Linked DNA regions of Homo sapiens: region 1 is linked to region 2. The links are chromatin loops, found by intact Hi-C in ENCODE. Cell type or tissue: chondrocyte. All regions are shown on one strand. Each heading gives the region's core, and the rest is flanking DNA. Links, peaks and the distances in the headings are about the cores only.

Region 1 (15,719 bases), core at 5,185-13,184, 290 kb after region 2:
GTGAGATCCCAAGCCCTTGCCTGGAGACCCATCTTAGGAAAATGTTAGAACAGGGCAACAAATTGCCATTTCTTCCCTCTTATCTCTTCCCCATACAAAAATCAGAAAGCACCCTAGCCCAGTGCCCAGCCACAGTGGTGAGGAAACCCCACTCAAAATCCTGGGTTGTGCCCCTGACACCAAAGACCTGCAAAATTGGGACTCACCTGCTGCAACCCTAGCCCAGACCTGTGTACATTTCAAGGGTGGCTGGACTCATGGCCGCCTGGGACATCAGGGTGGTACAAAGTCCTCTTAACCTAAGACTGTCGGGGTACAAGGATCAGCATTTTTTTTCCTTTTTCTTGAGGGCCAGATGGTAAATAGTTCAGCTTTGCAGGCCATAGGTCTCTGTCCCAACTATTCAACTCTCCATTGTAGCAGGAAAGCAGCCACAGACAATATGCACTGAAATGGGTGTGGCTGTGTTCCAATAAATCTTTATTTGTATGAACAGGCAGGGGGCTGGTTCTGGCGTGTGGGCTACAGCCTGCCTCCTCTGCTACAGCGTGATCTCCAAGGACCCATCCCTCTCGTAGACCAGCAGCTGGCACACAGGAGCTGCTCAGATACTTGAAGGAGGAATGGAGAAGGCAAACAGCCCCCAGTGCGCAGACGTGAGGGTCTCCCAGCAGCACCATCCTTTGCCATCTCATGCCGAGGGACAAAGCCAGAGCAGGGCTCTCCACCAAGGCTGGGTTCTCCTCCAAGGAAATGTGATAACAGGACAGAAAGCATCGTGGAAGGATAGGGGCTTTGCAGTCCCACAAACCACAGTTTGCAAGACCAGGAGCAACCTGAACTTCCTTGCACACACCCTGGGTGGGTGCTGGAGCATCTAGACTTAGAGTGAATCTTTTCCCCCTCCTCCCCCAACTGGCCTCCATTACTCTTCCAGCAACAATGTGGTGTATGTACACAATGGAATACTATTCAGCCTTCAAAAAGAAGGAAATCCTGCCATTTGAGACAACATGGATGAGCCTGGAGGATATTATGTTAAGTGAAATAAGCCAGGCACAGAACGACAAATACCACATGATCTCACCTATATGTGGAATCTAAGAAAGTTAAACTCGGCCAGGCACGGTGGCTCATGCCTGTAATCCCAGCACTTTGGGAGGCTGAGGCTGGCAGATTGCTTGAGCCCAGGAGTTCGAGACCAGCCTGCATAACATACAAAGACCCCATCTCTACAAAAAAATACAAAAATTAGTGGAGCATGGTGGTGAGTGCCTATACTCCCAGATACTCAAGAGGCCAAATTAGGAGGATTGATTGAGCTTGGGAGGTCAAGGCTGCAGTGAGCCAAGATCACAACCCTGCTCTACAGCCTGGGCAATAGAATGAGATTGTCTCAAAAAAAAAAAGAAAGAAAAAGAAAAGAAAAAAGTTGAATTCACAGAAGCAGAGTAGAATGATGGTTGCCAGGGTGGGGAAGTGGGCAGATGCCAAAGGACACAGAATGTCATTTTTAGAGAAGAAGAATAAGTTCAGGATATCCATGGGGCAACATGGTACCTATAGTTAATAACAACATATCATACACTTGGAAATCACTAAGAGAGTAGATTTTTTAAGTGTTCTCACCACAAAAAAATAAGTCTGGGAGGTGATATGTTATTTAGCTTGATTTAGCCATTTTGTAATGTATACATACTTCAATCACATCATGTTGTATACCCTCTTGTACATAATTTTTGTCAATTCAATAAATTCAATAACTCCAAAAAACAAGATATTCTCTTTACAAAAATAATTATTAAAAATAAAATTCAGAATTCTATTTTATTTATTTATTTATTTTTGAAACAGAGTCTCGCTCTGTCACCCAGGCTGGCTGAAGTGCAGTGGTGCGATCTCGGCTGACTGCAACCTCTGTCTCCCAGGTTCAAACGATTCTCCTGCCTCAGCCTCCCAAGTAGCTGGGATTACAGGTGTGTGCAATCACACCTGGCTAATTTCTGTATTTTTGGTAGAGACAGTTTCGCCATTTTGGCCAGGCTGGTCTCGAACTCCTGACCTTAGGTGATCCGCCAGCCTCGGCCTCCCAAAATGCTGGGATTACAGGTGTGAGCCACTGCGCCTGGACAGAATATAAAAGATTGTTTAATTCAACTAAAACATTAAAACATAGATTATTTCTATAAGTGGTAATTCTTCTAACATGTTTTGGTCAAAATAGTCTCCTTACCCATCCACAATTAAATGGTTAATTGACATTTGATTGGATTTTGATAAAGTTTTCAAATCATGATTGACTTTTCCAATGTACAGTAAAATGTGTTTGAAAATATTTCATAAAAATTAATATTTAAAAATGGTCAGGCATGGTGGCTCATGCCTATAATCCCGCACTTTGGAGGCCAAGGTGGGCCGATCACTTGAGGTCAGGAGTTTGAGACCAGCCTGGCCAAACCTCATCTCTACTAAAAATACAAAATTAGTCAGGCATTGTGGCACGCACCTGCATTCCCAGCTACTTGGGAGGCTGAGGCAGGAGAATCCCTTGAACCTGGGAGGTGGGTTCCCCAGGCTTAGAGCAAAACCCCCATCTTGTCTGTCTCCACTCTCATCCCAGGCAATCGTGGTCATTTCCACAGCCTCAACCACTGTCTACCTGGGATGCCTCCCAAGCCCGAGTCTCCAGCCCAAACCTGCCTTCCTAGCCCCAGACCCATCTGTCCTGGCACACATTGCCCCCTGGGTCCCAAGCAACCTCAGCCAATGAGTCCAATGTCAACTTCCTGTCCTTGCCTGACACTGCCAGCCCTGAGATCAGACTTGACCATTCACCTCCAGTACCTGAATAGGTCTATCAGTGCTTTGGAACATATCCCACAAACATTCCCCAAACCAGGCACCGGACTCCACACATCAACACTGTCATGTGAGTCACCAGCATCCCTGGCAGGGACCCCTGTCCCAGCCTCCAATTCATCTCCTTCCTGTCCCTTGAGTTCTGTGTCACATTCCAGAGGCCACAAGAAGAAAAATGACCACCTTAATGAAATTAAAAGAATTGAGAAGACATTTCCCTATGGTCCAAAGTCTTTCCAACTGAGAAACACATATCAAGATCCAGCCTGCCAGCCCTGCGGTTAAATGTTCCTGAAATAATTAAAGCCCAGGACAACACAGCCCCCACTCCACAAGTACTCCCAGCACAGTAAGACTTGCTTCTCTGCAGGGGCTTGAAATGTCCAGTGTGTACCCTGCCTCTCTCTGTCATAGCTAACAGGAATGTGCTCCGTGTCTTCTTCCTGCTCAAAGTACCGTCTACCAACCTGCACAGGCAGCACTTTCAGCCGAGGGGGATGCGAGAACTTCCCACCATTTCCCACTTATGCACTGCATTCCTCAGGAACCTGCCTCACAAATTACAAGAGTGCCACGGCAGACACACCACGTTCCAGCGGGTGGCCATGTCTTCATGTCAGCTTGAAAGATCTTCGCCAGGGAAATATCTATATCTCGGCAGAGAGAGCTTCAGCCTGTGTAGTCCAGCTGTGCTCAAATGGAAATCCAGAAACCCAGATCTTGGTCAAAACACCCTGTCTTGGAGAGCCGGCTCTGCAGGTCCCGAGCGTGGGAGTGAACTGGGTGGGCCACCTGCCCTGCCTGCCCACATCCCTGCCTCCTGGAATCCTGGACCCTGAGAACAAGGGGGATGTGGTGGGGAACAGGCAAGTCTTGTGCAGGAAGCCAAGATGCCACCCAAATCCACTCTGCAGTATAGGTGGGTGATATTCTGGTCTGCACCACACCAGCGCATGAGGGGATGGAGGATGGAGTCTAGACAAGCCAAATGTAAAAAGATATTGCCCAAGTATTTTGTGCTTTGTCTGTGTTACAATGCTATGCCTAGCCCAGCATGGTGGCTCACACCTGTGATCTCAGCACCTTGGGAGGCCGAGGCAGGCAGATCACCTTAGGTCAGGAGTTTGAGACCAGCCTGACCAACGTGGTGAAACCCCATCTCTACTAAAAATACAAAAATTAGCCGGGTGTGGTGTTGGGCACCTGTAATCCCAGCTACTCTGGAGGCTGAGGCAGGAGAAACACCTGAGCCCAGGAGGTGGAGGTTGCACTGAGCGGAGATCATGCCACTGCATTCTAGCCTGGGCAACAGAGTAAGACTCCGTCTTAAAAAATAAATAAATAAATAAATTCTATGCCCAGCATTTTCCATGTACTGTCTTATTATCTCAGTAAATCCCATATAAACTTCCTATGAAAGTGTATCTCGTTTATCTCCATTTTATAGATGAGAAAACTGAGGCCCCTGGAGTAGTATTAATTTTCCAAGACCGCATTGCTCATAAAGGGTACAGCAGGGACCCAAGCTCAACACTCTCACTCTCAAAGATTTCCACAAGTGTAGACCAATGGCTCTCAACTGGGGTGGTTTTGCTCACGTACAACTCCCTTGCTCCATGATATTTGAAACCGTCTGGAGACATCTGGGGTAGCCATAGCTGGGAGGGTAGAATGGCACCTAGAAGATGGAGACCAGAGATGCTGCTAACCATCCTACAATACACAGGACAGCCTCACCACCACCACCACGAATGGTCTGACCCCAAATGTTGTGACTGTGCTAAAGCTGAGAAACCCAGGTTTCTCCTCAGCAAGAAGGGAAAATACCTGCAACATGGATGCACCTCTACAGGAGCCCCAGGCTGACAATAACCATCCTGATCTGGTTTCAACCCTGGATGCTTTTACCTGGTGCGTCCATCGGGGATTTCAGGGACTCCAACGAGTTACCCTTGAATGCTCGGTTCCGCCTGACAACCCAGAAATCTCTGCCGAGGTGCCTGGTCTTGAGGAAGGCTCAGCAATGGTTGAGGTTGATAACCAAATACCTAGGAGAGACTTTTCTCTCCCTCCAGGAGGAGCTGTGGGTCAGACACACCCTGGGATCATTCACAAGCGGTCAATAAAGGCTTGGGAAGGGCCAGGTTTTCTAGGCCTTTTCAATGGGGTGGGTGTTTGTGGATACACAAGAAGCCTGTGAAACTTCTGATATTGGCAGGAAATCAACACCCCCCACCCTCCACACTCCACCCCCCCCCACCTCCCCACCATAAACACATGCCCTGCAGCAGGACTTGGCACTCAGGGGCTCCTGGGGGCCTGATTTACCTGTTAAAACATCCTCTAGCCACCAGCGAATAAAGCAACCCCTTGCCACCCAACCACAAGATCACAGCCTGGGAGCCACTCCAAGGGACATCCAGTCACATTAAAACCTCAGCCATCCAGAGCACCAGGCCTGGGGATGAGAAAGAACATTTTATCCTTAAAAGCATCTGAATGCCCATGCTGCTTCTTGCAAAGAAAAGTCCAAAATAATCTATTAAAGAACGAGGATGGTTTCGACATTTTTACCAAGTTAATGGTCTACGCAGAAAAATCTCATAAAAGGGCACTCTGTTCTTCTTGATCCACTCAGACATGGCCTGTGAGTGAAGAAACAGGCTCTCCTCCTCAAAGAAACGGCTGCTGATCCTCACACCAGCCTGACACTGCTTCATGGGTTCTTCAAAGAGAGTATTCCCATAGAAACTAAAAGGGAAGAGGAATGTGTCTGGCGGGCATTGTGGGCAGCAGTGGGCTTTGGGCCAAATTTTAAATTTGAAAATCAAGATTCCCTCTTTTCGAGCGGCTGCTGGACGAGCAGATACAGACACCGTGAAAAGAGGGTGCCATATTCAGATTCAGGAAACAAGGATGGTTTCTGTTCAGTTCCTGCATCATCCTTCAGGTCATGCGATTCCCATTTCCCTCTGTGGACCAAGAAATTCAGTGGGGTTTCTGCCTTTTAAATATTTCATTATCAATATGTCATTCTTTCAGCCTCCAGAAAGCATTTTAACATGGAGATTCTGGCTTAAGACACTTGTGGGTCTGTCTCTCTCTCTCTCTCTTTTCCTTGAAACAGGGTCTCACTTTGCCACTTAGGCTGGAGTGCAGTGGCATGATCACAGCTCACTGCAGCTGGACCTTCCAGGCTCTAGCAATCCTCCCACCTCAGCCTCCCAAGTACTTGGGATTACAGGCACACACCACCATACCTGGCTTTTTTTTTTTTTTTTTTTTTTTTTGGTAGATATGAGGCTTCACCACGTTGCCCAGGCTGGTCTTAAACTCCTGGGCTCTCAAAGTTCTGGGATTATTGGCTTGAGCCACCACACCCAGCCAAGAACCTTGTCTCTTGTGATGCACCCCAGAACAAAACTTCACTGCAAAAACAAACCAAGGCATGAGTTTCAGTCCTAAGTCCCATTTATCCACCATACACTATGTGCCAGGCACAATGCTAAGTGCTTCTATGGACGAGCTTCCCTTAATCTCATCAGTAACAAACCCAGGCAATGGGGCCTGTTGACCGATCCATCTGCCACTGAAGACAGTAAGGCTCAGAGAGGGTAAGTGGCTTGTGCCATGTCAGCCAGCTAAGGAGGGGCAGAACCGGGATGCAAACCCCAGCCGCCTGGTTCCAGACTCGCGTTCCCAAGGTCCCACTACACTTGGTCACTCCACTGCATTCTGGTATCCTGGTCTTTGGCAGTGTCCACGTAAAAGAGGGAGGTAGAGAGAGTGAGAGGGACTTCAGGCAATAAAGTTTTCCAGCGTTACACTGCCACCGTAATTGTGTCCCCGACCAGGACCTCTCCCTTCTCATCCTTTCCGTGATCGGCCCTGGAAAACCTTCCAGAGAACTGTCCTCCTTCTCCCGGGATCTCAGAGAAAATTCACCTGAGTTCAGTGTCCAGGTGACCCAAGCTCTGAATGCAGTAAAGTGCACGGGGAGATGAGGATGTCACCATGAGCAAGCCTCCCAGAGAGCATCCAGGGGCAACCCCAAGACTGGGCAGCGGGGGCTCTGATGCAGCCCATGGCGAAGAGGGCTGCCCGTGCTGCTTCAATGGGTTCAGAATGAAGGCCGCCCTCTCTCCCATGTGGGGCTCATTAACCACGAATCAAATTATTAAGACGAGCTCAGCTGAGCAAATGGTCAAACATAAAAACATGTGGAAGGAACAAAGAGGTCAATCCCATTATCCATCAAAAACCATCAAGGTGGCGGCCCTCACTGAGGGGTACAGCTCTCCAGTGGGCCCTCATCTGCCCTCCAAACCCACGTGCCTCCCACTGGAAGGCCAGCAAAGCCACACAGGAAGAGTTGGGGTAGGAAAGCAGAAAGTGAACCCCAGGAGGACAGGCTGACCACAGAGCCCCATCGCACACACACAGGCCCGGTGACTCAGGGGCCCACGTGTGCAAGACACCGGGAGCTCACAGGGACAGCGCCCCGGGGGATGCAAGGAACTTTGCCTCTCTGTCCCTCTCTGTAGGGATGGAAAGAGGAGAGCGATTTTTGGGATGGAAGCCATCTGCCTCCTCTCAACTCTCGCTGCTCAACAAGAAAGGGAAGAAAAACAGGAAGATGCGGGGCAGGTGAGGAGCTGGGTGAGCGCCGCCAGCCCGCAGCCCAGCAGAGCAGGGCTTGGCCAAGCCTGGCGCCAGGGACTTTCCCCCTACCCCCACCACAAGCCCCTCGCCAGGTGAGAGGCACCGACAGAGTCCCAGACAGATGACCCAGACAGGATGCCCAGAGCAACCCCCGCCCCTTCCCCTGCTGGGGGCCCCCAGGACGCGGGGCTCCCCCTCCCCTTTTGGCTAGCCGCAGAGTCCAGCTGGTCTCCCGGCCAGGGACGTCGTGGGAGAATCAGGAAGTCGAAGCCACACAGCCGAGAAGGGACAGCTGACATCTCGGAGGCCGTCACGAGCTGTCACTCCGCGCCCGCCGGAGTTGCCGCTCAGTTACCAACTTCAACCCGGGGCCGGCCACGGAGCCTCCCGCCGCCCCTACCCCGCGTCCCCAGCACCCCCGCGCCCCCGGCACCCCCGGACCCCTGCGCCCGCGTCACTTACTCCTCTGCCGTCGCCACCTGTCTGGGTGCCGGTCTCCTCCCTGCCCGGCCGCGGCGCGTCCTCTCCGTCCTCGCAGTCCTCGGGCTGTGCCCTTCCCCCCTCCCTCCAGCAACAGCCGCAGCCTCTTCTCCTCGGGAGGGACGTCGTCCTCCTCCCTCCTGGGCCGGCCATCCCTGCCTCGGGTCTTGCCAGTGGCTTCGGAGCTGCCGGAAGGACTGGCCATGGCTCCGGGGGCTCTGCCTGCACTTGGGGAAGAGGAAGGACCCGGCGCGAGCGGCCTCTCGGCTGAGCTGGGGCATCTGAGCGCGGGCTCGGTGGGTCCGCGCGGCGCGGAGCTGGGCATCGGGGCCGGCGCGGGCTCCTCCGCGGGCCGCTCCTGGCTCTCTGGCGCCCTCTGCTGGCCGCTCGCGCGCACCGCGGACACGCCGTGCCAGGGCCTGCGCCGCGCTCACCTGCCCGGCCTAGGCGGTCGCTGTCCCCTGCCCGTGGCCAGGCCCGCTCCGGCCAAGCCTTGCACCTCCTCCCCGCCCCAGCCAGGTTGCACCCCGATGGTCTCCCTGCCCAAGGAGGAGAGAGGAGAAGGGACGCCCCGAGAGGGTGGACATCGGCCACAGCCACCTTGTCTTTGCTCTTACCCTGTGTCTTGCATGGTTTGGAGGTGGTGGGAAAACCGAGGCTGCTCAAAACTCGTGGAGAATTCCGCCTGCAGGATGACATGAATGCACCTTCGCATTGCCTACCAACAGACCTTTTTTGAGCATCTCTGTGGACCAGGAGTGGTGATGGGGGAGGGGATATTGTGGTGAACATGACAGGCATTGCCTTCACCCAGTGGGGCTCAGCGCTGGGTGAGAAGGCATTGAGAATGGACATTGTCAATTGGGCAAAAGGAGGCCAAGGAGAAGTGCTGGGTGCATGGGAACTGAAAAAGACAGGAGGCTCAGCAGGTCTTGGAGCTGGGAGAGGGACAGCAGCAGCGGCTGTTCCAAAGGAAGCAACAGCTGAGAGAGATCTCAGAGAGTTGTTCTCAGCCCAGTGGAGCATGTTCTTCGGGCAGAGGGAACAGCGTGTGCAAAAGCCCAGAGGCTGGGAAAGAAGCAGAAAGAGGACTGTGGGGCTGGAGCGTGGTGGGCAAGGGGAGAGAGGTGTGGTGGGCAGACAGATTGCCTGGGACCCAGCCGTGCAGGGACAGAGGAGATAGGGGATCCTTGCAGGCCCCCAGCCAGGGCTCAGGCACAGAGACAATGCAGGTGGGCAAAGGGAGGAGATGTGGGGAAATATTTTGGAGGCATGCCCTGATGAATGAGCCCAGGATGCACCCTTAGTGTCAGTGTGGAGCTCCTTCCTTGGCTGTGTGATGAGCTTCACCCGGGGGTATTTTCTGGACATTGAGGTGCTACACCCAGAGTCCAGGACAGGCTAAGTGAGCACCAGCAGCTCCTGGCCTACCTCAAAAGCAGGAGAGACAGGGGAGACTGGGGAGGCCGGGAGGAAGGGGAATCCAGGAAGGCAGGAGAGGCCATGGAAGCAGAGGAGGCCAGGGAGGCAGTGGAGGCAGGAGAGGCTGGGGAGGCTGTGTCCTTTCCATGATTCTGCCCAGGATCCTAGGCCCCTGTACTCCCTGAGCTTCCCCACCCCCAGCACTGGAACCATGTTGCACAATGGTCTCTCCACTAAGATCCTGATGGCGGCCCCTATCCTGCTGTGCTCCCTATTTCAACCCTAACAGCTCTCACAGTGGGCAGCACATAGTAGGTGCTCAGGAAACACTGGTGGGAGAGCACATGGGTCTGCTTAGCACCTTCCTCTCTCCTCCAGCTCTCCCCTGTCATGAAATAATTCTGATAACGACACATGGCCTTTGAGACCCTCTTCTATTACTTTCCATATGCTAATCCATCTATACCTCACAGCAGCCCTGGGGGTGGGTGCTATTACGATGCCCATTTTACAGAGGAGGAGACTGACGTATAAAGAGGGTAAGTGACATAGGCACACTACAGGGGCCGGGGCCAAGTGATTGCAGCACTCAATCCCCAAAGGCAAGGTGGATGCAGTTACCATAAAAGACAGCAGAGTCAAAGCTGCAACCAGAATAGCCTGACTCGCAGAGACCTATGGTGCCAGCTGATTGTGGCATTCCTAGAAGTGAAATAGATAAGAAGCCTGCCACATTTTTACTTGATCTGTGTTTGCAGAAGAGTTCTAGGTCAGGTGAGTAGAAGTCTAATCTGAATCATAGAGTCACAGTCCCCAGTCAATTCCCAGAAATAAGCCAGTTCACAGACCCAGAGTCCCGTGTCCGAATGGGAAGCCAGGTCCCCTCCAGAAAGGACTCTGCTCCACTGCCAAAAATTTATACTGTCAATTTTTCTCCCAGCCTGCCCCCAAAGGAATACACAGCCTTTTACCAGGCTGACTGAACAGGGGAAAAGGAACTAATGAGATCTGTGCAGGATCACTGGACACAGGCTGTGAACTGGCACTAGGGCGAGACTAGGGTCTACTAGTCAGAATAGGCATTTTGGAGGTCAGGTGAATATTAGTGCAAGTTCATGTCATGATAGATCCATTGGGTCCCCAAATCCATTCTCTGGTTATATACAAAGGGGCCATGCTGAGATTCAAATTCAGGGCATCCAACATAGAGGCTGTGCTCGTACTCATGAAACATTCTGACACTAGTAACCTATTTAAAAATGCAAACACCTCCTGGGGCTAGCCAGAGTCCTCCAAACAGTCATGTAAATTGGTTCTGTCAAGGATTTCCTCCTACCCCCTGCTGAGAGCCAGTTGCAAGGAGAGACTAGGGAAGGGCATTGGGTAACTTTGTTGCTAAAAGCTGTTTTGGATAAAGACGTTTGGGAAAAGAAGCAAATAGAGTTCAGCAGAAGATGTAAGAAAGTAAGTTTATGTTTGGCCAGGCACGGTGGCTCACACCTGTAATCCCAGGACTTTGGGAGGCCGAGGTGGGCAGATCACGAGGTCAAGAGATCGGACCATCCTGGCCAACATGGTGAAGCCCCATCTCTACTAAAAATTCAAAAATTAGCTGGCCATGATGGCACACGCCTGTAGTCCCAGCTACTCGGGAGCCTGAGGCAGGAGAATCACTTGAACCCAGGAGGCAGAGGTTGCAGTGGGCCGAGATCATGCCACTGCATTCCAACCCGGCAACAGAACAAGACTCCGTCTCATAAAACAAACCAAAACAAACAAAAAAAAAGGAAGCTTATTTTTAAGCCTGAACAAGTGTAGTGGTTTAGGCGTTCTGCAAATACGGCCCCAATCAGGCTACAAGATGTTGTGGCAGGAACACTTACACCCAGTCACTTCTGGCCGCCTGAGCCACTTTTCAAAACACACTTGCACAGCTGTGCAGAGCGGCTGGATCCACTGGCAGCCGGCAGAGCCATAACTCACACTGTCACCACTCCCCTCAAACCCTTTCAGTAAGCACTTTATTTATTTTTTTTGAGACGGAGTCTTGCTCTGTCATCCAGGCTGGAGTGCAGTGGCGCAATCTCAGCTCACTGCAAGCTCCGCCTCCCAGGTTCATGCCGTTCTCCTGCCTCAGCCTCCCAAGTAGCTGGGACTACAGGTGTCCACCACCATGCCTGGCTAATGTTTTGTATTTTTAGTAGAGACGGGGTTTCACCGTGTTAGCCAGGAGGGTCTCGATTTCCTGACCTTGTGATCCGCCTGCCTCAGCCTCCCAAAGTGCTGGGATTACAGGCTTCAGCCACCGCGCCCCTCCTGGTAAGCACTTTTAATCAATGCAACAGGAATGAACATTTGCTGCAGAGCGGCAATGTGCAGGGAGGAACATTGTTCCACTCAGGCTCAGAAAGCAAAACCTCCTGGCTGTTTGCATCTATGCGAGAGCTCACAGGAAAAGCCCTCTGTGTGGCTGCCAGCCTCACACACTCCCCCCAAGGGATGAGTTTCTCTTTCCATGTTAATCTATGCCCTGACGTGCCATCTGTCAACCACCACACCATTCTCAGTTGACATTTCAAAGCATCTTTGCCCTGTGAATAGTCACCAGCCCTGCCCTGCAAGCCCCCAGGTGACATTGAACTTAAATGAGAGAGAAAACAGGTTTCGGGGTGGATTTCAGTTCAGCATCTTGGATTCTCTGTGTGGACATGAAATCTGTCTCCCCAGCTGTGGGCTGCATCCTTGTTTGTCATCTGGTTTGGTTCTTGGGGACTTGGAAACACGTGGGCAGCTTTGCAATTTGTCAAGAAACTGCACAGCCCTTCCAACAAAAGCAAGCAATAGGAACAGAAGCCCAAGGCTTCAGATCAAGGTGCTACTTAAAGCAGCCTCAGTGTAAAAGCAAACAGGAGTCAGAGGGATGCTTAAGGCAGAGTCTAGTCCCCAGGGCAGCTATAAGGCAAAGAGAAAGAGAGAGAGATAAACAGAGACAGAGACAGAGACAGAAAGACAGAGAGAGATGGGAGGAGACATGAGGCACCCAGGCCTCTGCATCAAAATCCCTACAAGAGGGGCTTCCTAAAAATGCAGGAGGCTGAGGTGGGCGCACACAGAAGTTCAAGACTAGGCTGGGCAACATAGCAAGACCCTGTCTTTACAAAAAATACAAAAATCAGCCAGGTGTGGTGGTGTATGCCTGTGGTCCCAGCTACCCAGGAGGCTGAGGTGGGAGGATGGCTTGAGCCCAGGAGGTAGAGGCTGCAGTGAACCGAGATAGCACCACTGCACTCCAGCCTGGGCAATAGAGTGAGACTTCATCTCAAAAAAATTTTAAAAAATCTTTAAAAAGGATCACCCTGGCTACTTGAATGGATGATAAGAAGGTAAGAAGAGCAGAAGCAAGGAGACCAGCAATGAGATTCTGCAGGTGAGAGTCCACAGTGGCTCAGACCAGGCTGGCGCTGAAGACCGGCTGGATTCTGTATATATTTTGATAATGAAGCAACTCATTGACTCTTGAAGAGTGGGCTCTAGGAGAATGTATTTTTAACAAGCTCTCAGAGGATTCTAATGCAGGCTGAAGTTCAAGAACTCCTGATTTAGGTGAAGCTTCTGTTTCATCCTTGGGGAAGTACCTACTGACTTTTCTCCAAGGCACCTCAAAAGAGGGGCTAGACAAGAAGTGCTCCAATGTCTGAACATGTGTGCACAGCTCTAGAGCCGACCTCAGGACACTGAGTTAAAGGTTAGGAGTACAACAGTGAACAACCACCATCCTCTTTTCAATGAGCTTTGCATTTAATGAGAGAAATAAAAGGCAAAAAAAAAATCATTTTCAACTCAGAATGGTAAGAGTTATGGTGACAGTATGCCTGGGGCAATAGGAGCACAAAGAAGGGGCACCCAATTGGCCAGGTGCAGTTGTTCATGCCTGTAATCCCAGCACTTTGGGAGGCCAAGGTGGGTGGATCACTTGAGGCCAGGAGTTCGAAAACAGCCTGGCCAACGTGGTGAAATCCTTTCTAAAAATACAAAAAAATTAGCCGGGTGTGGTGGCGGGCACCAGTAATTCCAGATACTCAGAAGGCTGAGGTGGGAGAATTGCTTGAACCCGGGAGGCGGAGATTGCAGTGAGCCAAGATCCTGCCACTGCACTACAGCCTGGATGGCCAGAGCGAGACTCGTCAAAAAAAAAAAAAAAAAAAAAAGCCAGGAGATAGGTGGGCATCCAATCTATATCAGGTGGTCAGAAATACTTCTCCATCACAGTACTCCTAAGTTGAAGACTAGGAAATGGTAGGAATTAGCCAGGTTGATAGGAGAGGTGTGGAAGATCATTCCCAGCAGAGGGAAGAGCTTGTGCAAAAATCAAGACATGAGAGGGTGAGGAGCTGAGAGATGTTCATATAATTGTAAAAAGTGACTAATATAGAGGTAAGTTAGAGCCAAATCTTAAAGGCTCTTTGTCATGTTTATCCTGTAGACAAAGGGAGACAGTAGATGTTTTTAGGCAGGGGAGTAATGATCCACTTTGTGCTATAAAAAGAGTAGTCTGGCTGGAGGAGAGTGGGAGGTGAGTAGACCAGGTAGGAGGCTGCAATACACCAAGTGAGACAAGATGGTTGGCTGGACTAAGGCTGTGGCAGTGAGGATGGAGAGGAGACAGTAGACTAACTTGACTGAGAAAGAGGGAGGAATGCAGGATGAGGCCCAGGTGTTTTGGAAGCTGGGTGGATGGTGGTGTGAATCTGATGTGGTGAGCCCAGGCAAAAAAGGAAATCAGGAGAGGAAAGGTAAGATGAGGTCAATGCAAGACAGACAGCCAAGTGAAGATAACCATTGGGCAGTTGGATTCATCAGCCTGGAGTTATACAGAGAGCTCTGGAATGGAAATAAAGAGGAAAGGACTTTGGGAATACGTGAATCCTCCCTGAATAATATGTAGAGAAGGGAGAATAAAACACAGGGGACAGAGAAAGGGAAGATATTTGTTATTAAAACCAACCATCCATCAGACATCTTGTAATAAAACACTTGTTAGAGGTTTCCTCAGTGTGAGTTATTCAGGACCAGAGCTAAAGACCATATTCCCAATAAAATCACTGCTGGGAAGGTCTTCATGAAAACATTTAATGCTGCTTTTAAAACAACAACAACAACAACAACAACAAAAAGGCTTTAGCTACTGCACAGACCCTGCAGCAACTTTTCGGCAAGAGTCTATCAAACACGAATCTGATCTGACTCAAGGAGGTGTCATACCAAGTGTAAAAATCCAATTCCAATGTCCATAAGAGCCTTTCTGCCAGGTACAAGACCCTAATCCAATTGACGTGATTTTCTATTGATTAATAGGCTGAGAATACACAGGTTGTTGGTTTTTCAGATTTCCCTCCCTGTGCCTTCATGCCAGCTGTGAAAGAGTCAAAAGGCTCCCAACTGTCAAAATAAAAATGACACTTGGTCACAGAGGAAACAGATTATAGGTCAATCACCTTGATGACTTTTTAACTATGAGGAGCCATTAATGTTACTGAATAAGCAAATCTGTTTGCATAACCAGATTTTTATAGGCTCCTGGGAATAAAGGCTTTCCTAAGTGGGTGATTTGTACAAAGATAGCCTTTGGGTCTCTGATGGAACAGCTCTGATGAGGAAATGTTCCTTTAATTATATGGAAGGCCAATTACCACGTTATAGCAACATTGTTTTGCATATTGCATATAATTTCACCATTTCCATAGCTTCAGAACTATAATTCTGGAGAAAACTCAAGCACCAAGAAGATACTTGAGGCACATTATGCTGGAGATAAAGATGTTTTAGCGAATTCAATTTAAGCTGCAACATTAAAGTTATTTTGTTGGATAAAATGTAATGCAATAATGAGCTTGTGTATGTCAACTCTATAGTGGAGGTAATAATAGCTAGAGAGAGTATGTCCCATCTCCTCTTTTTCATGCTCATTCAAGTAATAGATAATGCTATAGAGAGAACATTTCTCTAATATGTGCTTCATCTCAGGCTAAGCGTGTTTTGTGCAACTGCGCTTCATGAAAAACAAAAAGGTAAAGGAACTAATTTGGGAGCCATTCACAAAAGTGCTACCACTTGATGTTATTTTATACTCTGAGATTTCTTATTCCCAGTGCCTACCAGGAATGGACTTTCTGGAGAAGCTCAGATTAATCACTCCTTATGAGAGGTGACAGCGTGCTGGCAGAACTCACAGCCCTCACTCGCTCTCGGCACCTCCTCTGCCTGGGCTCCCACTTTGGTGGCACTTGAGGAGCCCT
Region 2 (15,719 bases), core at 5,275-13,274:
ATCTGCAGTGGGTGAGGGCTCTCTTTCCCCACCTTTTTGCCAATGCTTGGTAATATCTGACTTAACAAGTGATATGCAATGGGCAACAAGTAGCTGTGAAAGGAAGTGCTATATAGATGACTTAGTGGAAACCATGCTGTAAATGCAGAATGAGCAGGGAAATGTTAAAAAATAATTCTTGGAGGAAGAGTCTTACCAGCAGGACCGATGTGGCTGGGAAGAGGAAAGCCCTCCAGTCAAGAAGGTTGTGTGTGTGGCTCACCATTGAGTCATCTTTATCACCAGTGAGATCACCCTTCTTCTGACTACAGCTATCTGGAACTCAGTCTAGTCTATTTCCAGCCTGAGCTTTTTGCTAACCTTCCCTGGACATGTGAGGGACTCTCTTGACTCAGCTTCCAACTCATTCTCTGCTTTAACTTCCTCTTTGCCACTTTACAAATTTGTGTGATTTAATGACTTTTGACAGACACATGCCCCTGGGAAACCACGATTATTAACACATGAAACATTTCCATCATTCCGAAAAGTTCCCTAGCATATGTTTGCAGTCCATCCTGCCTCCTGCTCTTAGCATCATAGAACTACTGATTTGCTTTCTGTCACTTCAGGGAAGTTCACATTTTCCAGAATTTTATATAAATAGAATTGTTTAGTATGTACTCTTTTGTGTCTGGCTTTTTTCCACTCAGCATAATTATTTTGAAATTTATTCATTTTATTGACATATCAATAATTTATTTGTTTTTACTGCTGAATAGTATTCTATTGTATGAATATACGGCATTTTGTTTCTTTTCTTGAGGGACATTTGTTTTGGGCTATTATTATTAAAGCTTCTATGGACATTCATATATAAGCTTTTGTGTGGACATATGTTTTAATTTTCTTGGATAAATACTTAGGAGTCCAATGGCTGGGTCATATGACAGGTCTATGTTTAACATTTTAAGAAACTGCTGGCCAGGTGCGGTGGCTCACGCCTGTAATCCCAGCACTTTGGGAGGCTGAGACAGGTGGGTCACCTGAGGTCAGGAGTTCAAGACCACCCTGGCCAATATGGCAAAACCCCATCTCTAATAGAAATACAAAAGTTATTACGGTGTGGTGGCACATGCCTGTAATCCCAGCTACTTGGGAGGCTGAGGAAGAAGAACTGCTTGAACCTGGGAGGCAGAGGTTGCAGTGAGCCGAGATCGCACCACTGAACTCCAGCCTGGGTGACAAGAGCAAAACTCTGTCTCAAAAAAAAAAAAAAAAAAAGAAAGAAAGAAAGAAAGAAACTGCCATACCCTTTTTTCAAAGTGGTCCTACCATTTGACATTCTCAACAGCATTATAGGAGAATTCTAGTTGTTGCCACATTCTTGTCAAAGGTTGGTAGGGTCAGTTTTTTAAATTTCTTGCCATTTTAGTGACTGTGCATTGGTATTTCATTGTGGTTTATTTGCATGATAACTAATGCTCAACACCAACTAATCACGTTGAGTATTTTTAATGTGCTTATTTGCCATTCATATATCTTTTTTGGTGAAGTGTCTCTTCAAATATTTTGCCCATTTAAAAATTGTGTTGGTTCTTGTTATTGAATTGTAAGAATTCTTTCTATCCGGATATAAATCCTTTGCCATATATGTGTATTACAAATGTTTTCTCCTAGCCTTCCACCTCAGCCTCCCAAGTAGCTGGGAATGCAGGTGTGCACCACCACTCCAGGTTTTTCTGTTTTTGTTGTTGTTTTTGGTTTTTTTTTTCTGTAGAGACAGGGTCTTGCCATGGTGCTGAGGCTGCTCTCAAACTCCTGGGATCAAGCAGTCATCCTGCCTCAGCCTCCCAAATTGCTGACATTACAAGCATGAGCCACTGTACCTGGCTAACTTTTCATCTTTTAAAGTAGTGTCTTGCAAAGAACAACATTTTGAAATTTTAATGAAGTCCAGTTTATCAACCTTTTGGTTCATTGTCCATGCTTTTTGCATAGTAAGAAATCTTTGCCTGCCTCAAAATTGCAAAGCTTTTCTTCTGTGTTTTCTTCTAGAAATAGTTTTAGATTTTTACATTCACTTGTGCTTATTCTTAACTTCTCATTTGGTCTCTTGGATCCCTGGGTCCATGGAGCTATTCTGGAAGGGTTACTAGTATCTCTTTTTGCTTGTAATGGGAGCAAACCTTAGGACCTAACTGGAGTCCTTTGATTACATCATCAGCCATTTGGGCTTGCAATCACATAAACACACTGAAGGAAATTCCAGTAGGAGAGTGTTCTCTCCTACTTAGGTACTGTAATAGAGAATAAGACTAGTTATCCTTTTAGCCTAAATTGGATTTATATCCCTCTGAAGAAAAGTAGGTGGGGTGCCAGGAGCTGATTTGGCTAAAAGAAGAGAGAAGGTGTTCTTGCTGAAATGCCTGGGAAGGACAGGGGGATCAGGAGGCAACAAGGTGTCTGTCCTGGATATTTATGATGAGCCAAATTCTAGCAAGTCAAGCAGAAACTGAAGGATGTGATTTCATAACCGATGTTGTGAGACAGAAGAGCACAAAGGTGCTGCACTGGCACCTGGAGGGAAAGTGTCCTAAGGGGGAGAAAGAAGACACTTTTCCCCACTTCATGTAGACTCAGCATGGTTTTAGCCAGAAAACACTCTGGGAAGTCTAGGGTCACTTTGGCACCATGGGAGTTTGCCCCTCTGGTTGCTCCAAGAACACAGGTATTAATGTAGCACAGATATTAATATTAATATTAATTAGCACAGATATAAATGTAGTCACAGAAAGAAAAATAGGTGAAAAAGAGACACGTTCTTCAGTGCATGAGAGACTCCCTTTGGTATCTCTCAGAAATGTGGAAGCAGAGGCTATAGCACAAGCCTGGGTTATTGCTAGTAGCAAGACAGAAAATGAGGCTTGGGCAAGCTGTAGTTATAGTTACAATGGAAATGACTGGCCCAAGAGAGTGCTACAGATTACATAACAGCCACTAAGTAGAAGGACAGGCAGAAGGGGTAGGCAAGACATGTTCTCTGGCTGTTGCAGTCACCAAAAAGCCAGGGTACAAAGGCAGGGAGTTATCTGAACTGCCTTCCTGGAGGGTCATGCATTTAGGATCTGACTCATTGATTCTTTTCCTTAATTTTGCTCTGTACATTTCTCTAAGAGGGCTAACCAGTGTCAAGGTTTGATAATATCTGAAATGGTATTCTGGTACCAAAGTATCATCTCACAAAGTGTTTAGAAATTGCAAAAGAGGCTCCCTCTCCCTCTCCCTCTCCCTCTCCCTCTCCCTCTCCCTCTCTGTCTCCGTCTCCCTCTCTTTCCACGGTCTCCCTCTGATGCCTAGCCAAAGCTGGACTGTACTGCTGCCATCTCGGCTCACTGCAACCCCCCTGCCTGATTCTCCTGCCTCAGCCTGCCGAGTGCCTGCGATTGCAGGCGCGCGCCGCCACGCCTGACTGGTTTTCGTATTTTTTTGGTGGAGATGGGGTTTCGCTGTGTTGGCCGGGCTGGTCTCCAGCTCCTAACCGTGAGTGATCCGCCAGCCTCGGCCTCCCGAGGTGCCGGGATTGCAGACGGAGCCTCGTTCACTCAGTGCTCAATGGTGCCCAGGCTGGAGTGCAGTGGCATGATCTCGGCTCGCTACAACCACCTCCCAGCCACCTGCCTTGGCCTCCCAAAAAGCCGAGATTGCAGTCTCTGCCCGGCCGCCACCCCGTCTGGGAAGTGAGGAACATCTCTGCCTGGCTGCCCATCGTCTGGGATGTGAGGAGCCCCTCTGCCTGGCTGCCCAGTCTGGAAAGTGAGGAGCGTCTCTGCCCGACCGCCATCCCATGTAGGAAGTGAGGAGCGCCTCTTCCCCGCCGCCATCCCATCTAGGAAGTGAGGAGCGCCTCTTCCCCGCCGCCATCCCATCTAGGAAGTGAGGACCGTCTCTGCCCGGCCGCCCATTGTCTGAGATGTGGGGAGCGCCTCTGCCCCGCTGCCCCGTCTGGGATATGAGGAGCGCCTCTACCCGGCCGCGACCCGGTCTGGGAGGTGAGGAGCGTCTCTGCCCGGCCGCCCTGTCTGAGAAGTGAGGAGCCCCTCCGCCCGGCAGCCGCCCCGTCTGAGAAGTGCGGAGCCCCTCCGTCCAGCAGCCACCCCGTCTGGGAAGTGAGGAGCGTCTCCGCCCGGCAGCCACCCCGTCCGGGAGGGAGGTGGGGGTCAGCCCCCCGCCCGGCCAGCCGCCCCGTCCGGGAGGGAGGTGGGGGGGGTCAGCCCCCCGCCCGGCCAGCCACCCCGTCCGGGAGGTGAGGGGCGCCTCTGCCCGGCCGTCCCTACTGGGAAGTGAGGAGCCCCTCTGCCCGGCCAGCCGCCCCGTCCGGGAGGGAGGTGGGGGGGTCAGCCCCCCGCCCGGCCAGCCGCCCCGTCCGGGAGGGAGGTGGGGGGGTCAGCCCCCCGCCCGGCCAGCTGCCCCATCCGGGAGGTGAGGGGCGCCTCTGCCCGGCCGCCCCTACTGGGAAGTGAGGAGCCCCTCTGCCCGGCCACCACCCCGTCTGGGAGGTGTACCCAACAGCTCATTGAGAACGGGCCATGATGACAATGGCGGTTTTGTGGAATAGAGAGGGGGGAAAGGTATGGAAAAGATTGAGAAATCGGATGGTTGCCGTGTCTGTGTAGAAAGAAGTAGACATGGGAGACTTTTCGTTTTGTTCTGTACTAAGAAAAATTATTCTGCCTTGGGATCCTGTTGATCTGTGACCTTACCCCCAACCCTGTGCTCTCTGAAACATGTGCTGTGTCCACTCAGGGTTAAATGGATTAAGGGCGGTGCAAGATGTGCTTTGTTTAACAGATGCTTGAAGGCAGCATGCTCGTTAAGAGTCATCACCACTCCCTAATCTTAAGTACCCAGGGACACAAACACTGCGGAAGGCCGCAGGGTCCTCTGCCTAGGAAAACCAGAGACCTTTGTTCACTTGTTTATCTGCTGACCTTCCCTCCACTATTGTCCTATGACCCTGCCAAATCCCCCTCTGCGAGAAACACCCAAGAATGATCAATAAATAAATAAATAAATAAATAAGAAAGAAATTGCAAAAGAGAAAATATACTTTACAATCCAGATACCTGGCAGTTAACCACATGATCAAATTTAGCATCAATGACAGTAGGACAACTAGATATTGTATACCTCTTGCTGTAATATATTATGAAGTACACAACGTCAACTATGAAGCATTCTTTTTTTTTTTTTTTGAGATAGGGTTTTGCTCTGTCACCCAGTTTAGAGGGCAGAGGTGCAAAGCTCACTGCAGCTTTGACCTCCCAGTCTCAAGTGATCCTCCCACCTCAGCCTCCCTGGTAGCTGGGACTACAGATGTGTGCCACCATACCTGGCTGATTTTATATATATTCTTTGTAGAGATGTTGTTTCACCATGTTGCACAGGCTGGTCTTGAACTCCTGTGGGAGTTCTGCCTGAAAGTGCTGGGATTATAGGTGTGAGCCACTGTGTCCGAACTATGAAGTATTCTTGCCAAAATGAATTAACCTAAATCTAATCAAGCTTCTAGGCCAGAAGTATCCAATAGCAATACAATGTCAGCTACAGCTACATGTAATTTCAAATTTTCTGGTTGCCACCAAAAGCACAAAAAGAAAAAATAGATAAATTGTACTACATAAAGATTAAATACTTCTGTGCATCAAAGGACACAGTCAACACAGAGAAAAGGCAAACCACTGAGGGCGAGAAAATATTTGCAAATTGATATTCATAATATATGAAGAATCCTTACAACTCAATAACTACAAAATAATTAACAGATTGAAAAATGGGGAAAGGAGTTGAATAGACATTTCTCCAAAGAAGATGTACAACTGGTCAATAAACACATGAAAAGACTAATTAGGAGGGAAATGCAAGTTGAAACCACAATGAGATCAAACACATTAAGTTGGCTAGTATAAAAAAAAAAAAAAAAAAAGAAAGTGCCAGGCACAATGATGCTGTAGTCCCAGCTACTCAAGAGGCTGAGGTGGGAGAATTTCTTGAGACCAGGAGTTAGAGGCTGCAGTGCACTAAGTGTGAATAGCCACTGCACTCCAATATGTGCAAAACAGCAAGACCCCATCCCTAAAATAAAATAAGATAAAATAAAATAAAGGCAACAAAAAATAACAAGTATTGGTAAGGATGTGGAGAAATGGGAACCCTTGTGCATTGCTGGTGGGTGTGTAAAAAGTATAGCTGCTCTGAAAAATGGGATGGCCATTCCTCAAAAAATTAACCACAGAATTACTATATGATCCAGCAATCCCACTTCTGCATATACATCCAAAAGAAGTAGAATCAAGGACTCAAACAGATATTTGTACCCCCCTGTTCATAGCAGCATTATTTACAACAGCCAAAAAGTAGAAGCAATAAAAGTGTTCATCAATGTATGAATGGATAAACAAAATGTGGCATATACACATAGTGGGATATCATTCAGCTTTAAAAAGGCAGGAAATTCTAACACGTGCCACAACATGGATAAACCTAGAAGACATTGTGCTAAGTGAAATAAGTCAGTCACAATAGCACAAATACTGTGTGATTCTATTTACATGAAGTACCAGAATTGTCAAATGTATAGAGACAGAAAGTAAAATGGTCATTGCCAGGGGCTGAGGAGTTAGTGTTTTACTGGATGCAGTTTCATGGGGTAGATAAAAAAGTTCTGGAGGTAGATGGTGGTGATGATTACACAACAATGTGACTGTACTTAATGCCACTGAAGTGTACATTTAAAAATGGTTAAAATGGTACATTTTATGTTATGTGTATTTTGGCACAATGAAAACAGCTATAAAAGGCATTCTTGAAACAACTAGGGATATCTGATATTCTGGAATTATTATTACTTTTCTTAGGTGTAATAAAAGTATTGCGGTTATATACATTATATAAAAACAGGATAATGTCCTTATTCTTAGGAGACACCTTCTGAACTATTTGGGGATAAAGTGCTCTGTAATATCTGCTCTGTGAAGACAGACCTTAGGGAGGCTTTTCCTCTTTATTATACTTCAGGCACCATACTTGGGTACCATACTCATCACATGACCCAGCAATTGCCTGGACTTTGCAGGCTCCAGATGGTCTTCCCACATGTTAACCCTCACAACAACCCCAAAGATAGGTCTTATAGGTCCCTATTTAGTAGGTAAGGAAACTAAAGTTCCAATGTTTTCCCAGGATCACTTGGTGGTACATCCCCGCAGGCCAACTGGAACTTGAAGCAAGCGACACAAGCTGGAGACTCTTATTTTCTCTACATGGACTGAAGTTTCAGTAAAGACTCAGTTAACACAGTAGATTTTTCCAAGACTTTGGGGTTTGAAAGGTCACTGGGACAGGCCAGAAAAGAGGAAGCAGAAAACATATCAATTCTTAGAGTGTGATATGTGAGATTCTTCCAAATGATCTGTGGTCTGGGTCTATTGCCCACAGAAGGTTGATGGCATCCTGGATAAGATCAGGTCTTCTAAAGCAGACTCGGGGTTGGAATTTTTGCTCCATCACTTACCAGCCATGCTACTTGGGGTAAATTACTTAAACAATCCGAACCTTAGCTTCCTCATCTGTAAAACAGAAATAATAATAATATTTCTCATGGGGCTGCTGTGAGGATAAAATTAGATAATGTACCCAAAGCTCTTCACACAGAAAAGCCTCCCCTGCTGGATCTCTCATGTACCCCCTGGATTTTCTAGCAGAGTGTGGCTTCTCCAAAACCTTCTCAAACAGCTGTTGAGAATCAATGTTTGTAATGAGAAATATTGCGAATGAGGAGCCAGAAAAAGTCTGACAGCCTTTGCAGCAGGGGGATGAGAAGGAGGTGGTTGTGTGTGTCCTCAGCTCAGTGGTAGGTACTGGGCATGTGGTAGGAATGAGAAAGTAAAAGTAGCTATTATTATTAGGATAGTATCTATAACTTTTATTTTTTTGCATAAATTAACAATTTAACAAAAACCAGACATCATTTTTGTTGGTGCTTTACTAGAAACATTGCTGTTTTCTAATGACTTCTGGTAGTATTTCATTATTATTTTTTCTTTTTGGTTTTATTTTGTGTAAAAGGACTAAGTGAGATGGGTCTTTGCAATTTTTTTCTTTCCAATTGACTAGCTAGTCAATGCTCCTTTGGACCCCTGCCCACCCCCCTGAAAAAAAGGAAAAAGAACAAATTGAGAACTTATGAAACCACAACCCAGAAACCTGAATGTTTTTCATTTTAACTTTTCTTGGAAAAAATTGATGAAAAGTCTGTGCTGTGGTTTTAAATGGCATTGGGATGCCTATCTCCTGTCCCTACTCCCAAGACCCTAAATGTGATTTATATATCCCTATTTTAAGCTAGTGCAGATTTATGAGACTTTAAACACCATGGATGGAGTTACTGGAGGTTTAAAGGGATTAAGCAGGTCCAACAACACCTGGAGGTGTATAAGTTGTTTAAAAGATTTATCAGCATTTCCATGTTAAAATTCACTTCTCAAGGTTTCTCATATCGTGGATCTAAATCTATTTTGGGCAGAGGAGTAAATTTTTAGGATGTCTCATAAATGGAGAAAAAAACCATCCCTCTATCGCTTCTTGCTTTGTTTTCTGGGCTGTGCCTCTGCCCCCTCACCTCTCTATCTTGCATGTCTAGCTAGTTCTGTCTCTGGGGTTTCCCTTCTCTCTGTTTCTGTCCTCTCTCAAGCAGTTGATCTCTTAGTGTTCCTCTGTGTTCACAAACTCAGCATCTGACCCATGAACCTAACAACAGCCAGAGAGAGCCAGAAGCTTTCTTGCCTGCCTTTGGCTCCTCGTGGTCCAGGGAGGGCTGCGGTGGGTGGGAATGCCTTATGACACAGGGTGACTAGTCTCTGTGTTTACACCAGGGGGAGCAATGACTCCGTGGCTGAGAGGGGCTGGCTAGAGTCTGGAGTTTCCAAGTGTCCATTCAAAGCAAAATACACAATTCCTAGGCAGTTAAATTTAGAAGACTCTGTATTGAACACACTTGAAAATAGGTTCAGGGCACAACATGGGCACACACGCTTTGTCATATTCTACAAATACTGGGGAGAGCCAACATTCTTCTCATTGCCAATAATTATGCTCATCAGCCTCCATGTCTTGCCTCTCATGTTTCTTCCACATCCCAGTTCTGCCTACCCTGACCAATCAGTGTGGATGTAGGGAACATGAACACATTTTAATATCATCCTGAACCAGACATCACTGGGAAGGAAATTGGAGAAACTAAAACCCTAGAAAAGACAAATCTAATCTACAGTGACAGAAAGCAGACTGCTGGTTGCTTGGGGCCAAGGTAGGGGCAGATCGGCTGAGATGGCACAAGAAAACTTTTTGTGATGTTGAAAGTATGCTATGCCTTGATTGTGGTGATGGTCACACAGGTATATAAAGTTGTAAACACTCACTAAAATCTACGGTGAAAATGGGCATAAACTATACCTTGGTTTTTAAATGTCTCTGTTGTACATTCATGCCAGCCTTTACCTCCATTAGCACAGACAATAGGAAGTTGTGTGTGAATCTTAGAATGCTCCCCAATCCAGGGATGGTTGTTCAACCAGCCTATGCCATGTATCCATAGAGGGCACGGATAATCCAAACCAGCAGATAAAACACCTAATTAGTTCTAATTGACTCTGGACTTATTCTGTGCATTTGCATTCCCTGAGTACAACCTGACTGATAGGAGCAGGGAGAGTAGGCAGCCAAGAAATGCGGCAGGGGACGCCAGATTAAACAATTACAAGGGAGGGACAATGAAAGGGTGACTGACCACGCAGATGATAAAGAATTGTTGACTTTGTCATGAGAACCGCATATTGCTCAAAGCAATTGGTGAAGTGGAGCAGATGTGCATTAGAAACGAAACCAACCACCTGGAATGGTCATGGTCTCTGGATAACAGGAGCTTCATCAACTCCGTCTTTTCCACATCTCTACAATTTTGATATTACTTAAGTCAGGCACACTGCTCTATTCATTCTGACATCCGAATATCCATTTTAAAGTGGGCTAGGCTCACCCAGAGGATGATACAACTAGATTAAGAAATGAAGTGAAGGTTTAGAACATTGGATTTTTGTCCGTTTGTGTGACCTTCTGGAAAATCACTTGTTTCATTTATTTGTTCCTTTATTCCCTTATTCAATAAAATTATTGAGTACCTATTATAAATGAGGCTGTTTGCAAGACATTGGTGATATATTGCTATAGGTGTCGTTTTCCTCATTTGTAAATGCTCATACTGGGATCCCTGGACTCTCCTGACCACGTGCTAATGGTGGGTAGTGATGAGGTCAGGCTCTGAGACCTTCAGTGGTGCGCCTAAATGTTGAGGTTGCCTCAATGCAAAAGATAAGACTCTCCAACTTCATTGGTCTGTATCTTTTTAAAGGGTGGCTCCAGATCACTGAAAGCATCTTTGCCATGAAAATTCCAAGGAAATGAAATTAAGCATGTTAGTTTTATTTGTTGAAAATTTGCCCTTTAAAAACCTCCTGAGACCATTTTAAAATTAATTTCTTATTGCTTCAAAGCACAAACTCACATTTAGGTATGAACTAACATTTGATCTAGTGCAAGGCAGTAAACTAGGGTTTTTGTCAGGCCTTTCTCCCTGATTTGCAGTGTTCCCTGGCACACCCACCCCCTCACTAAGCAAAATTTAGAAGTCAACAGACACAAAATTCCTTCTCCCTTGAAATCTTCTTCACACTTACTTTCAAGCATCCAAGATATACAAGCTCTTTCAAGCACACAAGGTCTGTTCCCTTCCAGGTCATCAAGTCAACTCTCAGAAAAGAGTCTGATAGAGTGAGATTCAATTTCTACTCTGTCCATTTATAATGTGTGACCCATGGAAAGTTCCCTAGCTTCTTTGCCCTGTAGTTTATTCATCTGGTAGTGGGGATAACAATATCTACTTTGAGTTGTTGTCCACTTTAAATAAAATAATGGATATAAAAATACCCAGCCAATAGTAGAAAATCAATGGTGGTTGTTATGAAAGCCTAGCAGAGGTGAAGGCTGGAGATTAGAGAGAAAAGTCTGCCATAGAGTGAGAAGTACTCCATGAGGAACCAGGACCTTCAGTCTTTGTTGAGTAGGTGGCTCCTATGGAAGGATAGGATCTTCAGACTGTTAAGCTCAGAAGTATGTATTATCTATCTGGGAGGACTGGCATTCTAAAAGGGGAAATAGGTCATCCATATGCCAAAAATGGGAGGGCCTGGCACCCAGCTATAGGAAGAATGAATATGGAAGAATGATGAAGAAAAAGTAATCTCCAGACAGCTGTGGTGGCCATATCAGCAGATGCCACCATCAGATTACCTCCACATTCCCCCAGGAAAAGTTGACATTTCCTGGTCCTTTCCAAAGAAGGCACAGTCCCACCAACAGGTCAAAATTGGTATCACAAAGAGGGCTGAGAACCTGAAGATGGAGCATGCCTGCTGATCCAAAAACAACAGATAACTGGCTCCGGCTGTGATTAAAGTTGGTTGGAATTCACAGCCGGTAGAACAGTGACCACATTAATGAACTGAACTTCAGCTTATCCTCCTGTTCCAAAGTCCTTCTTCCCTCCACACTCACAGCCAATTGTACTATGTAGATTTATGATGTTAGCACCTGGAAGTGTTGGATGGCCTTGATTGCTGTTTAATAAACTCTAACGTGTGATTTGAAGATATAGTTACAGGATGTAAACTGACTTTTAATTGCTAGGAACCCCAAATAAAAACCAACTACATTGTAGAGCTCCACATAGGCAGGGACAACATCTATCTTTTCTACTGCTTTATATCAAGCATCAAGCTCGGAGCTTCTTGGATGTCCAACCATCCTGGTTCACCTGGAGCTCTCCTAGCTTCAGCACTGAAAATTCCTGTGTCTCAGGAAACTGCTCAGTCACAGATAACCAGGGATGGCTGGTCACCTGGACTTGGCACATAATAGATGGCCAATAAATTTTTGTCAACCAAAAGAAATGCATTAAATAAGTAGTAGAAGTGTAACTGGAATTGCAATGCAATAAATTATATTAACTACTTTGGATACAAATCGGTCTCTAATAGATACTGGTTTGAAGTTGAGTTTGATGAAACCAGCATACTAATTTGATGATATATAGACCAGTTTTAGACTTTCTATACCTTCTCATTTCTGTCCCTTCTTTTGACCTAAGTGTGTATATCTGGGCAATTAGCAACAGGGCCACACAGTTTCGAACTGTCAAAACATGGTCAAACATGACTAGGATTTCTAAAGTTATTTTTCTAATTATTAACTTTCCCATCCCATCTACATAGAAGCCGGCTGCTTTAACATGATCCATAGCATACACTTGGGAAGGAAGGAGCATTTGTACAATCAAAGAAATTCAACAATCCTTTACTGAGTGACTACTATGGACACTGTGCTGGGTGCTGCAGGGCATTCAAAATGGGTGAAAAAGGATACTTGCCCTTAGCAGCTCTCAGTCTAGGGAGAGGATGTATGAATAAACAGACATGAATATTTATGATATGAAGCAGAAGGGTATACTATTTTAATGATTTTAATTGTGCCCTATATGACTACGGGAGAGAGGGAGATTGATTTTGAGGCATTGTGGAACGTCCACTTGAAGGAGATAGGATTTAAGGTGGGCTTTGAAGGAAGTACAGGACTTCAAAAGTTGGCTATGGGGTGGGGAGAATTTCTTTCCAGGTAGAAGGGAGAGTAAGGGCCTGGGAATTAGTTGCATTAGGCCACTTGCTACAGAAACCTGACTACAGGGACTTAGCTAAACAGAGATGTACATACAAGAAGCCCAAGGCTAATGCAGAACTTCAAGGAGCCGTCAATTCTCCAGGCTTCTTTTCTCTTTCTGCTCCACCATCCTTAGCTTGTGGCTTTATTGATCTGTGTTCCCAAGATGGTTGCTCCACCTCAAGCCTCATGTTGTGCACAAGGCAGGAAAAAGGAGAAAGAAAAAAAAGTAGCAAAGAAAAGGAAGAAGGAAAGAAAGGAAGGAAGGGTGGGGAGAAGGTGGAGCCTGTATGAGGAGGGCAAAAATTTTCCCCAAATCCTTAGCAGACTTTTTATTCAGTTATATCTCATGATAAGAAACAGGTTACATGGCCACCCTAGCTGCAAAGGAGTCTGGGCAGGTGAGCATCATAGCTGGACATATTGCCCTCCTGAATATTATTGTAGTTCTGTTAGTAGCAAGGTGGGGCAGAATGGATTTGGGGTAGGTACCCAACAGGGTCTGTGCCTTTGAGCAGAAGCCTAGAGATGAGGACAGGGCAGGGATTGCTGGATAAATGAGAGAATGAAGAGTAGAATCTTGTGCCTGGAATGGAGCAGGTGTGTGTGGTGTGTGTGTTTGCGTTTGTGTACATGTGCATGTGTGTATGTGTTGAGGGGGCAGGACAAGATGGGATGGCTTTATAGGTGTGGAGAGAATTCATCTGGAGAAAATAGTGGGAAAATATGAACCAAATGCTAGAGATACATGGCTTTAACCTGTCTCTTTAATTTCTCTGAAAAAGCTCCAGATCAGCCTGTTTCATGTTTCATGAGATGGTGTTCATCCTTTACTGCCATCTGCTTCCCTCCTCAGTCTCATGTTATCAAGAACCTTGGATAGGCTGGGTGTGGTGGCTCATGCCTGTATTCCAGCACTTTGGGAGGTTGAGGCAGGAGGATCGCTTGAGCCCAGGAGTTTGAGATCAGCCTAGGCAACATAGGGAGACCCTGTTTCTACAGGGGGCAGGGGAGGGAAAGAACTTTGGATAGTTGTATTAAAAATGCCACTTTCAAACCTGTACCTTCATGTCAGTATCAGAAGATGACAGAAACACAGCTTTTTCTTTCTGTCAAATTTACCTCTTATCTATTTCAATTTTACATTATTGCTTATATGTTATACTGATTGAGTCTTGTATTTCCCTTGGGTACCGTACAATATCAACCTTTCAGCATGAAACAATTATGATTTTAGTTTCGTTAACTAATAATCAGGAGAAAAAATATATACAGAAACATGATACTAATCAGAAATATACATATATATTTGTCTATATATTTCTGATTAGTATTTATGAATCTAAAATCATATTTTATACACAAACATACTCCCTCCTCCCCCATGTATATTTTCCATCTATAGCAGTATTTTTTTCTGGATAGATAGACATTGAGACCTTATTTTATTGTCAATATAGTAGTTTTCTTTTTTTTTTTATTATACTTTAAGTTCTGAGATACACGTGCAGAACGTGCAGGTTTGTTACATAGGTATACACGTGCCATGGTGGCTTGTTGCACCCATCAACCAGTCATCTAATGCTATCCCTCCCCCAGCCCCACCAACCCCTGACAGGCTCTGGTGTGTGATGTTCCCCTCCCTGTGTCCATGTGTTCTCATTGTTCAACTCCCACTTATGAGTGAGAACAAGTGGTGTTTGGTTTTCTGTTCCTGTGTTACTTCGCTGAGAATGATGGTTTCCAGCTTTTTCCATGTCCCAGCAAAGGATATGAACTAATCTTTTTCTATGGCTGTATAGTATTCCATGGTGTATATGTGCCATGTTTTCTTTATCCAGTCTATCATTGATGGGCATTTAGGTTGGTTTCAAGTCTTTATAGCAGTCTTTTTGTGAGTCAGACTTGTTCTTTAGCTTGGAAATTTCTTTTGTATCTTGGAGCAATTTTACTTTGGTTACTCTGTAAGCTACAGCTCTAATTAATTTTCCCATTGCTTGGCTCCAGTTTTGGTTTCTTTCAGGGCAATAGTTTCTGAAGATAACAACTATTCTGAAGAGTAGTTGAAGAACCACAGAGAGCCTATCAGTATTAGGGGAAGTTATAAGGTTGTGATTACTCTAAGTCAGGGGTCAGCAAACATTTTTTTAAAGTGCCAGATAGTAAATATTTTTTACTTTGCAGGCCAAATGGTCTTTGTTGCAACTACTCTGCCCTTGTAACACAAAAGTAGCCATAAACACTAAGTAAATGAATGGGCACAGTTATGTTCTGATAAAACTTTATTTACAAGTCCCCTGCTCTAAGTGAACAGCAGAAAGAGATTCTCTCCCTTGAGCATGCTCTTTGTCTGTGTTTTTTCTTTTTGTCTTCATATCACCATCTTTCCTCCACACTTGTCTTTATTCCTTTTTCATCATAACTTCCCTGTTTCTCACTTTCTTTTCCACATCTTGGTCCTTTCTTGTCACTTGCTGCATGACATGTCCTCCAGGATGCCTGGCAGATCCTCCTAGTCTTGTGGGATGACATCAGAAAGGAAACATCACTCCTCCTTGGGGCCACTTGGTGACAGAGTGTTTCCTGGGATGACTGGATTACGTGTCTGGCCGCTTTTTAAGTACACCTAACTCTTTGTGGATAGCTTAAGATATGTTTTAGTTTATTAGCTGCATGATTCCTCTGGCTTCCTGGGATCTGCATCTCTGAGATGACTAAGGGGGTCTTTCTTTTAAAATGCCAGTGGAAACTGAGGCGTATTTGAGTGTTCTTTAGTTTGTTGAGTTCTCCCATCTCTTCCAAATAGGTGAAGGCTGACAGGGAACATGAATGTGGCATCTGTAACAGCAACTTCCTGAGGATCTGTAGGAAATTGACATGATTTTACCTCCTGGAGATTTCCTCATTCAGAC

The links. Peaks named below come from ENCODE experiments on the same cell type or tissue, not always from the same donor. Only the 100,000 strongest peaks of a DNase experiment are listed, where the experiment ranks them.
Region 1: a loop joins it to region 2, with 5 times the contacts of the local background. A loop is called at or near these places in 18 of 110 quality-filtered maps.

Annotation. Positions count from the first base shown.
Region 1 is chr3:75,571,995-75,587,713 of GRCh38, forward strand. No RefSeq gene overlaps it. Among named protein-coding and RNA genes, the nearest start is that of MIR1324, 51 kb to the right of the region's middle. RefSeq lists a silencer at 8,261-8,470. In chondrocyte, for the core only: CTCF peaks have their summits at 8,401 (motif pointing left) and 8,648; no DNase peak of the experiment used is centred there.
Region 2 is chr3:75,285,421-75,301,139 of GRCh38, forward strand. No RefSeq gene overlaps it. Among named protein-coding and RNA genes, the nearest start is that of MIR4444-2, 79 kb to the left of the region's middle. RefSeq lists a silencer at 165-365 and an enhancer at 4,618-5,125. In chondrocyte, for the core only: a CTCF peak has its summit at 8,894 (motif pointing right); no DNase peak of the experiment used is centred there.